2 separate regions of the Homo sapiens genome follow, and region 1 is linked to region 2. A link is a loop called in an ENCODE intact Hi-C map of the cell type or tissue named here. Cell type or tissue: CD14-positive monocyte. All regions are shown on one strand. Links, peaks and the distances in the headings refer to the core of each region. The heading gives the core; the rest is flanking DNA. Region 1 has its middle 7.7 kb from the start of PTTG1IP2. Region 2 has its middle 52 kb from the start of PTTG1IP2.

What was found. A loop is a pair of places that touch in the nucleus more often than their neighbours do. Peaks named below come from ENCODE experiments on the same cell type or tissue, not always from the same donor. Only the 100,000 strongest peaks of a DNase experiment are listed, where the experiment ranks them.
Region 1: a loop joins it to region 2, with 10 times the contacts of the local background. A loop is called at or near these places in 7 of 110 quality-filtered maps.

The regions. Positions count from the first base shown.
Region 1 is chr7:90,459,281-90,464,669 of GRCh38, forward strand. No RefSeq gene overlaps it. Among named protein-coding and RNA genes, the nearest start is that of PTTG1IP2, 7.7 kb to the right of the region's middle. In CD14-positive monocyte, for the core only: no CTCF peak of the experiment used is centred there; DNase peaks (open chromatin) are centred at 2,241 and 4,051; H3K4me3 peaks cover 1,015 bases; H3K27ac peaks cover 873 bases.
Region 2 is chr7:90,518,478-90,523,866 of GRCh38, forward strand. No RefSeq gene overlaps it. Among named protein-coding and RNA genes, the nearest start is that of PTTG1IP2, 52 kb to the left of the region's middle. In CD14-positive monocyte, for the core only: a CTCF peak has its summit at 2,249; no DNase peak of the experiment used is centred there; H3K27me3 peaks cover 280 bases.

The sequences.
Region 1 (5,389 bases), core at 167-5,166, 59 kb before region 2:
TAAATATGTCATGCCAATCTCTCCTGGCCTGTAAGGTTTCCACTGAGAAAGTTTCGACTTAGAAAAGTCTGTTGTCAAGCGTATTGGAGCTCCATTGTAGGTCATTTGTTTCTTTTCTCTTGCTACTTTTAGGATCCTTTGTTTATCCAAGAGCCATTTTGGTGGAGTGTGGGGGAAAAGTCTGATTGGAGAGGGTTTAAGAGACAGTTGGGGCCAGGTGTGGTGGCTCATGCCTGTAATTCCAGAACTCTGAGAAGCCGAGGTGGGTGGATCACCTGAGGTCAGGAGTTCGAGACCAGCCTGGCCAACATGGTAAAACCCCATCTCCATTAAATACAAAAATTAGCTGGGCGTGGTGGCACACACCTGTAGTTCCAGCTACTCAGGAGGCTGAGGCAGGAGAATCACTTGAACTTGGAAGGTGGAGGTTGCAGTGAGCCGAGATCCACCACTGCACTCCAGCCTGGGTGAGAGAGCGGGACTCTGTCTCAAAAAAACTAAAAAAAAAAAAAAAAAAAGAGAGAGAGAGAGAGAGAGAAAGAGACAATTGGATGAGCATTGAAGTAAATAATCAAGAATTCTCTTGAAAAATTTTCTGCCAAGGGGAACAATGAAGTGATTGCTAGTTAAGGAAGTGGCATTAGGACAAGGTATATAAGTGTTTTTAAAGACAGGATCAACAACAGCATGTTGATATATTGTGGGGAATGATCCTATAGAGACTGAAAAATGAGGGATGCAGAAGAGCAAGAAGAAAGTTGCTGGAGCAGTATTGTTGGGAAGATGAGTAGGGTGAGATCTAGTGCCCTCAGGCGGTGTATAGGGAAAATTTTCTCTGTGTTTTTTCCTCTACTCACAACACTAATCAACGATCATCAACACAGAAGATTTTGTGACCAAATATGTGGGGCTTTATTCTCCACACTCCAAGCAGCGGACATCAGCTCAGTGTCCTCTAATTCAATTCGGACACTGTCTACCCAGAGACAATGTCAGATCCTACAGGTTGAGGGCTCAGTCCCCAACACTACCCTCCCTCCTCCACCACATACCAGTTGCAAGTCCGGGCCTTTGGAACTTCTGACCAACCAGTTTCAAGGTTTTTTGTTTTTTGTTGAGACTGAGTCTTGCTCTGTTGCCCAGGCTGGAGAGCAGTGGCATGCTCTCGGCTCTGCGACCTCCACCTCCTGGGTTCAAGCAATTCTGCCTCAGCCTCCCGAGTAGCTGGGACTACAGGCAGGCACCACCACGCCCCTCTAATTTTTTTTTTTTTTGTATTTTTAGTAGAGATGGGGTTTCACCATGTTGGCCAGGCTGGTCTCACACTCCTGACCTCAAGTGATCCACTCGCCTCAGCCTCCCAAAGTGCTAGGATTTTAGGCATGTGCCACTACGCCTGACCTCAAGTTGGAGTACTCATAACCCCCTCTTTGGGTTCAATTAATTTGCTAGAGTGGCTCACAGAACTCCGGGAAACACTTACTTACATTTACTGGTTCATTATAAAGGATATTACGAGGGAAACAGATGAAAAGACGCGTACATAGGGCAAGGTGTGGGGGAAGGGGCATGGAGATTTCATGTCCTCCCTGGTGCACCACCCTCCAGGAACCTCCACATGTTCAGCTATCTGGAAGCTCACTGAACCCTTTCCTCTTGAGTTTTGATGGAAGCTTCATGATGTCAGCATTCCTTCTCCCAGGGTATAGGGTCAGACCCTCTCATGGGAGGGTCTTAAGATCCACAATCAGAAAGGCAGGGAAGCATTAGAGTCCTGCCTTGAAGCAGAAGGTCAGAGTCCCGCCCATGAGGCCTCACACACCTAACATTATCACAAAAGACTGTAACAAGGGCCATGGGAGTTAGGAACCAGGAACTGTGGATGAAAACCAATATATAACATAACACCACAGGCAGGTTTGGCTTTGAAACGGAGCATGAAGGAAAGCAGAAATGTGAGTGCAAACACAGGTAAATATTGAGTTGGAGGCTGGGGAAAGTTCCTTCTGGCTGGTTTCATTTTTTCTGAGGCAGTATAAACAAGGTCATCAGCTAAGAGTGGTTTGGAAGTGTGACAAGTGGCAGTTGTTATGTTGGGGGTGTGTGAGATTGCTGATTCCAAGTTGGCCAGAGTTGGGACTACCTTCCTTCTCTGGGCAGGATGGTACTTTTGATGAGGCAATGAAGCCTCAGTCATAAGGCACTGAGACACTGAGGCCAGCTCAAGGGTTTCAGGCATCATGGGTTGTGATGTCACTTTCTCAACCCTCTGCCTAATGTGGGATGTTGCAACTCCCTGAATAGATTCAGGGACCCAGAGCTGGTGAGGTACACATTTGGGCCAGGGGAGGAAGCAGTAGGCATACCAAGGTGATGCTCTGAGGGAGGAGATGTCCTGATCTTTTCTACTATTCTACTCCAAAAATTAAGGATCTCTGGTAGCAGACAACAATCACAATCTTCTGTTCTTAATTTAGGACAATGTCAAAAAACTTTCCATGTGTATATACATATATATGTGTATATATATATTCATATATATATGTGTGTATATATGTATATATATGTATATGTATATATATGCATATATACGCGTATATATATACATATATATGCATATATATGTATATATACGCGTATATATATACATATATATGCATATATATATGTATATATACGCGTATATATATATAATTTTTTTATTTTATTTTTTGAGACAGAGTTTCGCTCTTGTTGCCCAGGCAACAAGATTGTGCAATGGCACAATCTCGGCTCACCGCAACCTCCACCTCCCGGGTTCAAATGATTCTCCTGCCTCAGCCTCCCGAGTAGCTGGGATTACAGGCATGTGCTACCATGCCTGGCTAATTTTGTATTTTTAGTAGAGACAGGGTTTCTCTGTGTTGGTCAGGCTGGTCTCGAACTCCCAACCTCAGATGATCCACTTGCCTCGGCCTCCCAAAGTGCTGGGATTACAGGCGTGAGCCACCATGCCTGGCTCCCTTATATTTTAGATAGATAGATAGATAGATAGATAGATAGATAGATAGATAGATAGATAGATAGATAGATGATAGACAGATAATGTTTGTATATTTTGCAAATGTGGATATGTGTTTGTATATATAAATACAAAACATATATATGTGGAAATGTACTTGTAGATAGGAGAAGCAAGAGAGCAAACATGATTTATGAAAAAAAGGAGCTTTATACACGGGATTTGTAGACTCACATTGTCCCCTTCCTCATTGCGGATATTGAGATCAACTCCAGGAAAGGGCATGAGAACCTTCCTTAAGAACAATAATTGCAAATCTGTTACCATCATCTTTCCTGCCTATCAGGAGTCTTAATATGTTACTGTCAAGGGATGCTCAAGAGACAGAAACCATAACTCAAACTGGCTTAAACCAATGGTGAATTTATTGACTTGGATAGTGATAATGGAACAACCTGACTCCAGGCATGATCTGATCCAGTGTCCAGATGGATCACCAGAACCTGTTTCTTTTTCTGAAACAACTCCATTTTCATGCTGGCTCTCTCCTTATGAGGTGGGGTTTTCTGAGAAGCAGATGCCAAGACAGGATTAGATATGGTTATGGTTTGGATCTCCATGTATCAATGCAACTCAGGCCCTGTGTCCAGTAATTTTTAAAATGTCAAGTATTCCACTTTTCCTGGTGTACAGACCCCCTAGTAAGTGGTGGTAAGGACTGGGAGAATTATAGCATATATTTGTAGCAATATTGCAGAGTCCCTTCTAGGAACCTGGCCACCTCTTCATTCAATGGGTCTGGATCTGAAAATTAAATAAAGTTTGGGAAGTGAGTGATATGGTTTGGCTGTATCCCCACTTAAATCTTATCTTGACTTGTAGTTCCCATAATCCCCACGTGTTGTGGGAGGGACCCAGTGGGAGGTAATTAAATCATGTGGTGGTTATCCCAAGTGCTGCTGTTCTCATGATAGTGAGTAAGTTATTACAAGATCTGATGGTTTTATAAAGGGTTATTCCTTCTTTGCTCAGCACTTCTTCCTGCTGCCATGTGAAGAAGAACATATTTGCTTCCCCTTCTGCCATAACTGTAAGTTGAGGCTTCCCCAGCCATGTGGAACTGTGAGTCAATTAAACCACTTTCCTTTATAAATTACCCAGTCTCAGATATGTCCTTACAGCAGCGTGAGAATGGACTAATATAGTAAATTGGTACCGGGTAGTGAGGTACTGCTCACTAGCCGGTGAAAGTGAAATGTGAAAGTGAAAGTGAAAATGTGAAAGTGACTTTGGAACTAGGTAACAGGCAGAGGTTGGAAAAGTTTGGAGGCTCAGAAGAAGAGAGGAAGATGTGGGAAAGTTTGGAACTTCCTAGAGACTTGTTGAATGACTTTGACCAAAATGCTGATAGTCATAGGGACAGTGAAGTCCAGGCTGAAAATGGAGATTAGGAACTTGTTGGTAACTGGCATAAAGGTGACTCTTTCTATGTTTTAGCAAAGAGACGTGGCATTTTGCCCCTGCCCTAGAGATCTGTGGAATTTTAACTTGAGAGAAATAATTTAGAGTATCCAGTGGAAGAAATTTCTAAGCAACAAAGCATTCAAGAGGTGTCTTGGGTGCTGTTAAAAGCATTCAGTTTTACGTATTCACAAAGATTGGTTTGGAATTGAAACTTATGTATAAAAGGGAAGCAGATCATGAAAATTCAGAATATTTGCAGCCTGACAATGTGATAGAAAAGAAAAACCCATGTTCTTTCGGAGGAGAAATTCAAGCTGGCTTCAGAAATTTGCATAAGTAATGAGGAGCCAAATGTTGATCACCAAGATAATGGGGGAAAATGTCTCCAGCACATATCAGAGGTCTTCATGGCAGCCCCTCCCATCACAGGCCCAGAGGCCTAGGAGGAAAAAGTGGTTTTGTTGACTAGGCCCAGGGCCTTGCTGCTTTGTGCAGTCTAGAGACATGGTGCCCTGCATCCCAGCTGTGGCTAAAAGGGGCCAATGTAGAGCTCAGGCTGGTTGCTTCAGGGGGTGCAAGCCCCAAGCCTTGGCTGCTTACACGTGATGTTGGGCCTGTAGGTGCACAGAAATCAAGGATTGAGGGTTTGGAACCTCAGCCTAGATTTCAGAGGATGTATGGAAATCCCTAGATGTCCAGGCAGAAGTTTGCTGCAGGGATGGAACCCTCATGGAGAACCTCTGCTAGGCCAGTGCAGAAGGGAAATGTGTGGTCAGAGCCCCCACACAGAGTCCCCACTAGGGCACTGCCTAGTGGAGCTGCAAGAAGAGGGTGACCATCTTCCAGACCCCAGAATGGTAGCTCCACCAACAGCTTGCATCATGCACCTGGAATAGCTGCAGACACTCAATGCCAGCCCATGAA
Region 2 (5,389 bases), core at 265-5,264:
ATTTATTTTATAGATAAGAAATTTTTTAAACAAGGCAAAATAAACTGCCCAAGATTATGTGATTTTCAGAGTGGAGACAGGATTTCAAGCACACAGCTTTTGTCTCATAAGAAGCTGATTCTTTGTGAGATAGCAGCTCAACCTTTTCCTTTAAATATGTATAAAATCATTCAATAATTGGTTATCATGCCATAAAAGACTTCCCCGTCAGTGAAACTGAATAGTTCTGGAGAAAAATGCTTTCTCAACTATACACCCATCAACCAGAAGAACCCATGCTTGGTTTTAAAGTTAAGGATAGGTTTACTTTTTATTACCCTTTTGTTTGGTTTGAATACTTCCAGTGATTTCCAGCTCAAATGTTTACTTTGTTCATCACCATAAAAAAATCCCAAAACACATAGATTATATTAAGGGCAGTCTTCTAGTCTGCCCTTAGAAGAAATCAAATACTGAAACCCTAGGGAATCTGGTTCCATTCTTAGGCTTTATGTCCCATGTTGAATCCTAACACCATTTGAAAGCTTACTATGTACAAAACATTATAGGTTGTTGATAATAATTGCAATAGCAACATTGCATGTAAAAATATTACAAAACCTCAGTGGACATCATGCACTATGGATACATATTCTACTGGAAGGAAGGATGTTTTCATATTCTCTTGCATAAACTTGCTGCTCTAGCCTATAGACAGAGATTATTTCATCTTTAAAGATAATTAAAACAGAAAAAAAATAATGGAATGTTTATAAACATCTGCAATTGCCAATATGGTTTTTTGTTTTATGTTTGTTTTTTGCCACAGGAGAGCAGAAGAAAAAACTTACAGTTCAAAAATGCTTAATCAAGTGTTGTTGATTCTCTAAAATTTCTCCTCAAAGATGCCTGGCAAAATATCTCCAAAAGAGCTTTTAGCATTCTATAATCATGCATTCTGATTTGTTGCTCTAAGGGAAAAAAATAAAATCTAGAATTGCTTAAACGGTAGAACTATTTGCAATATTTTATAAAATTGAGCTATATTAAGTACAGTGTTACAAGATGGTTACTATATTGTACTATTTAGTAAATACTTTCTGATGTCTTAGAGTATATACCATTTGGTTTAAAGATAAGTACATTTTGAATATATGAATGATAAACATAGCATTTTGCTAACTATTAAAATGTTGACCCTCAGATCCTTAGTCAAGATAAAACTTTTACCATATTTTTCCTTTGAGGATAAAAGAACAAACTTGCATTATTATTATTAGCTTATGGAATAAAAAGAATAAAATTTTATGTAACTTTAAATTAACAAGGCATTGTCGCATTATAATTCAATGAGTTAGGCTTTTTCCTTTCTCCATATCCTTCTTCCTTCACCTCCTTCATTCTTCTTTGTTTGGGTAACCATATGCCCCAAATTGCATAAGAAAGTCTCAATTTATGCCTGTTGTCTTAGTGTAATTAAAAATACAACATCCTCAAATAAACATGTGAAAACATATTTACCATCATTAGTCACTAGGAAAATGCAAAATAAAGCCAAGTTCAGATACTCACTAGAATGGTTAAAATTTTTTAAACCGTCCATACCAGTTGTTGACAAAGATGTAGAGAAACTTTAATTTCACCCATTTCTGTAAAGAACCTAAAATCGTGCAACCACTTTGCAAAATCAACAGTTTCTCAAAAACTTAAATACAGCTACCAGTGGTAACTCAGCCATTCTACTCCTAGATATTTACATAAGAAAAATGAGTACATATGTCCATACCAAAACTTTTCCATGAATGTTTATAGAAGCTTTGTTTATAATAACCCAGAACTGGAAATCCAAATGTACATCACCAGGAGAATGGATAAACAATTTATAGTATATCTATACAATGGAATACTACTCAGAAATAAATAGGACCAAACTATTGATACCACAACATGTAAGAATCTCTAATTGTGTGAAAGAAGTCAAATGAAAAGGGACATAATGTATAATTCTGTTTGTATAAAATTCTAGATAATGCAAACTATAGTGACAAAAACCAGGTCAGTGGTTGCCTGGAGATAGGAAGTAGGGAATGAAAGGAGGAATTACAGAGAGGCACAAGGGATGGTGGATATGTTTATCATCTTGACTGTGGCAACAGTTTCACGGGTGTATGTCAGAACTCACCAAACTGTGCGACTTAAATTTGCAGTTCATTGCGTGTCATTTATGTCTCATTCAGGCTGTTAAAATAGCGCCACCTTTTGCTTTCAAAAGTATCACAGTTTAAATGCTGGTAAAAGTCTATTTCTTGATCTAAATGCTGGTTTAATAGATTTTTAAATCTGGGTGTTAATTTCATAGTTTACTCGGTTTGCAAAAATCCACTCAAAATATGTGCACTTTTCTACACATATATTAACTTCAACTCACCTTTTTCCTCCAAAAAGCCTAAAAGATTCCCTGAGGGGGATATGCAGAAAATGTCCCAACTAGACAATAAATTACAAGGACACCCTATTGTTTTTCATTTTCAACTTCAGAAACAAGAAAACTAAGATTAGAAACAACTTTCAAAAAGCCACAAAAATAGGAAATATGTCAGTGGAGACTTCAACTAGGGAATTTTTTGCTTGAAAGTCTATATGCTTTCCTGTGTTTTTTAGGTCAGTGAAAGAACTGGCCTATCTTTAATAAAGGTTTGTTATGTTAAAAACCAATCATCCTTCTGTAATCCCTTGGCCCCCTTTAGGAGGCCAAGGTGGGTGGATCACTTGAGGCCAGGAGTTCAAGACTGGCCTGGCCAACATAGCAAAACCCCATCTCTACTAAAAATACAAAAAATTAGCTGGGGCATGGTGGCACATACCTGTAATCCCAGCTACTTGGGTGGCTGAGACATGAGAATCACTTCAACCCTGGGGGCAGAGGTTGCAGTGAGCTGAGATTGCACCACTCTACTCCAGCCTGGACAACAGAATGAGATTCTGTCTTAAAAAAAAAAATCATCCTTATTCCTTATGATCACCTCTGTACACTCATATAATTCCTGACAATTCACATCAGATTCCTTCTCAGTTAAAGAATAACATTTATTTCCATAATTAGAGCACATTTTGGGACACAAAGCAACTGATCCTTGTCAGTTATCACAATGGTGCACATATGGTCTTTGGGACAAGGAACTATAATAGGAAGTGTTTTATGGAAACAAAAGACTTCCCACTAATGGAGAGAATATAATTCTGACCATAGAATAAAATGGCCAATAGGAGAAAATGATATATTCATCAGTATTTTGAGATACAATAAACAATTATGAAGAAAAACCCATGCGCCAATGGAGAGTTTTACATATTTTGGTGGCAATAACTCCGTGGAAAATCTTTTCTCTGTGGAAGATTATTGATTACCATAATAAAAAGAAAGAAAGAAATGAGCTTTTGATATTAAATAGCCATTTGGTTTAGAAATAGACATAAAACAATGAATTGATTTTAAAGTAATAAGGCTCATATAATTTTAATAATCCCACCCCAAATATTAAGTTGTATTATTAAGGTCCTTTGCATGCAGTAGACCTTCAAAGTGGTGTAGACTAATTCCAGTTCATGGCCAGTTTAGCTTAAGGAGAGGGAGGGAGAGGGTAATAAGGCAGGCAGGGAAGAAAAAGAAAACGATAGCCACAGCAGAGCAAGAGACAGCTGAGTAATGCTCTGCAGGTTTCTGAAATGTTATTCCCAGTGATCTTCAGCTGTTACTTAAGGCTTTGGGCCCCTTATATAGTGTAGAAGTTTCTTTTGGTTGCCTACCCAATATCTCTTTCTTTACACACAGGTGCTAAAATGCCCCTGATTTTGTTTAAGTAGCTACCGTTCTCCATATGGCCATATATTTGAGGGAGGCTGACCTGATTTTTTTTTTTTTATTATACTTTAAGTTTTAGGGTACATGTGCACATTGTGCAGGTTAGTTACATATGTATACATGTGCCATGCTGGTGCGCTGCACCCACTAACTCGTCATCTAGCATTAGGTATATCTCCCAATGCCATCCCTCCCCCCTCCCCCCACCCCACCACAGTCCCCAGAGTGTGATATTCCCCTTCCTGTGTCCATGTAATCTCATTGTTCAATTCCCACCTATGAGTGAGAATATGCAGTGTTTGGTTTTTTGTTCTTGCAATAGTTTACTGAGAATGATGATTTCCAATTTCATCCATGTCCCTACAAAGGACAGGAACTCATCATTTTTTATGGCTGCATAGTATTCCATGGTGTATATGTGCCACATTTTCTTAATCCAGTCTATCATTGTTGGGCATTTGGGTTGGTTCCAAGTCTTTGCTATTGTGAATAATGCCTCAGTAAACATACGTGTGCATGTGTCTTTATAGCAGCATGATTTATAGTCATTTGGGTATATACCCAGTAATGGGATTGCTGGGTCAAATGGTATTTCTAGTTCTAGATCCCTGAGGAATCGCCACACTGACTTCCACAATGGTTGAACTAGTTTACAGTCCCACCAACAGTGTAAAAGTGTTCCCATTTGTCCACATCCTCTCCAGCACCTGTTGTTTCCTGACTTTTTAATGATTGTCATTCTAACTGGTGTGAGATGGTATCTCATAGTGGTTTTGATTTGCATTTCTCTGATGGCCAGTGATGATGAGCATTTTTTCATGTTTTTTGGCTGCATAAATGTCTTCTTTTGAGAAGTGTCTGTTCACATCCTTCACCCACTTTTTGATGGGGTTGTTTGTTTTTTTCTTGTAAATTTGTTTGAGTTCATTGTAGATTCTGGATATTAGCCCTTTGTCAGATGAGTAGGTTGCGAAAATTTTCTCCCATTTTGTAGGTTGCCTGTTCACTCTGATGGTAGTTTCTTTTGCTATGCAGAAGCTCTTTAGTTTAATTAGATCCCATTTGTCAATTTTGTCTTTTGTTGCCATTGCTTTTGGTGTTTTGGACATGAAGTCCTTGCCCATGCCTATGTCCTGAATGGTAATGCCTAGGTTTTCTTCTAGGGTTTTTATGGTTTTAGGTCTAATGTTTAAATCTTTAATCCATCTTGAATTGATTTTTGTATAAGGTGTAAGGAAGGGATCCAGTTTCAGCTTTCTACATATGGCTAGCCAGTTTTCCCAGCACCATTTATTAAATAGGGAATCCTTTCCCCATTGCTTGTTTTTCTCAGGTTTGTCAAAGATCAGATAGTTGTAGGTATGCGACGTTATTTCTGAGGGCTCTGTTCTGCTCCATTGCAAGGCTGGTTCAATATACGCAAATCAATAAATGTAATCCAGCATATAAACAGTGGCCTGATTCTTAGTAGATAAATCCTAACTGCTCTATGGCACTCTCACTTTACTTCCAGTCACTGTTCTAGAAAGGACACATAACTCAATTCTT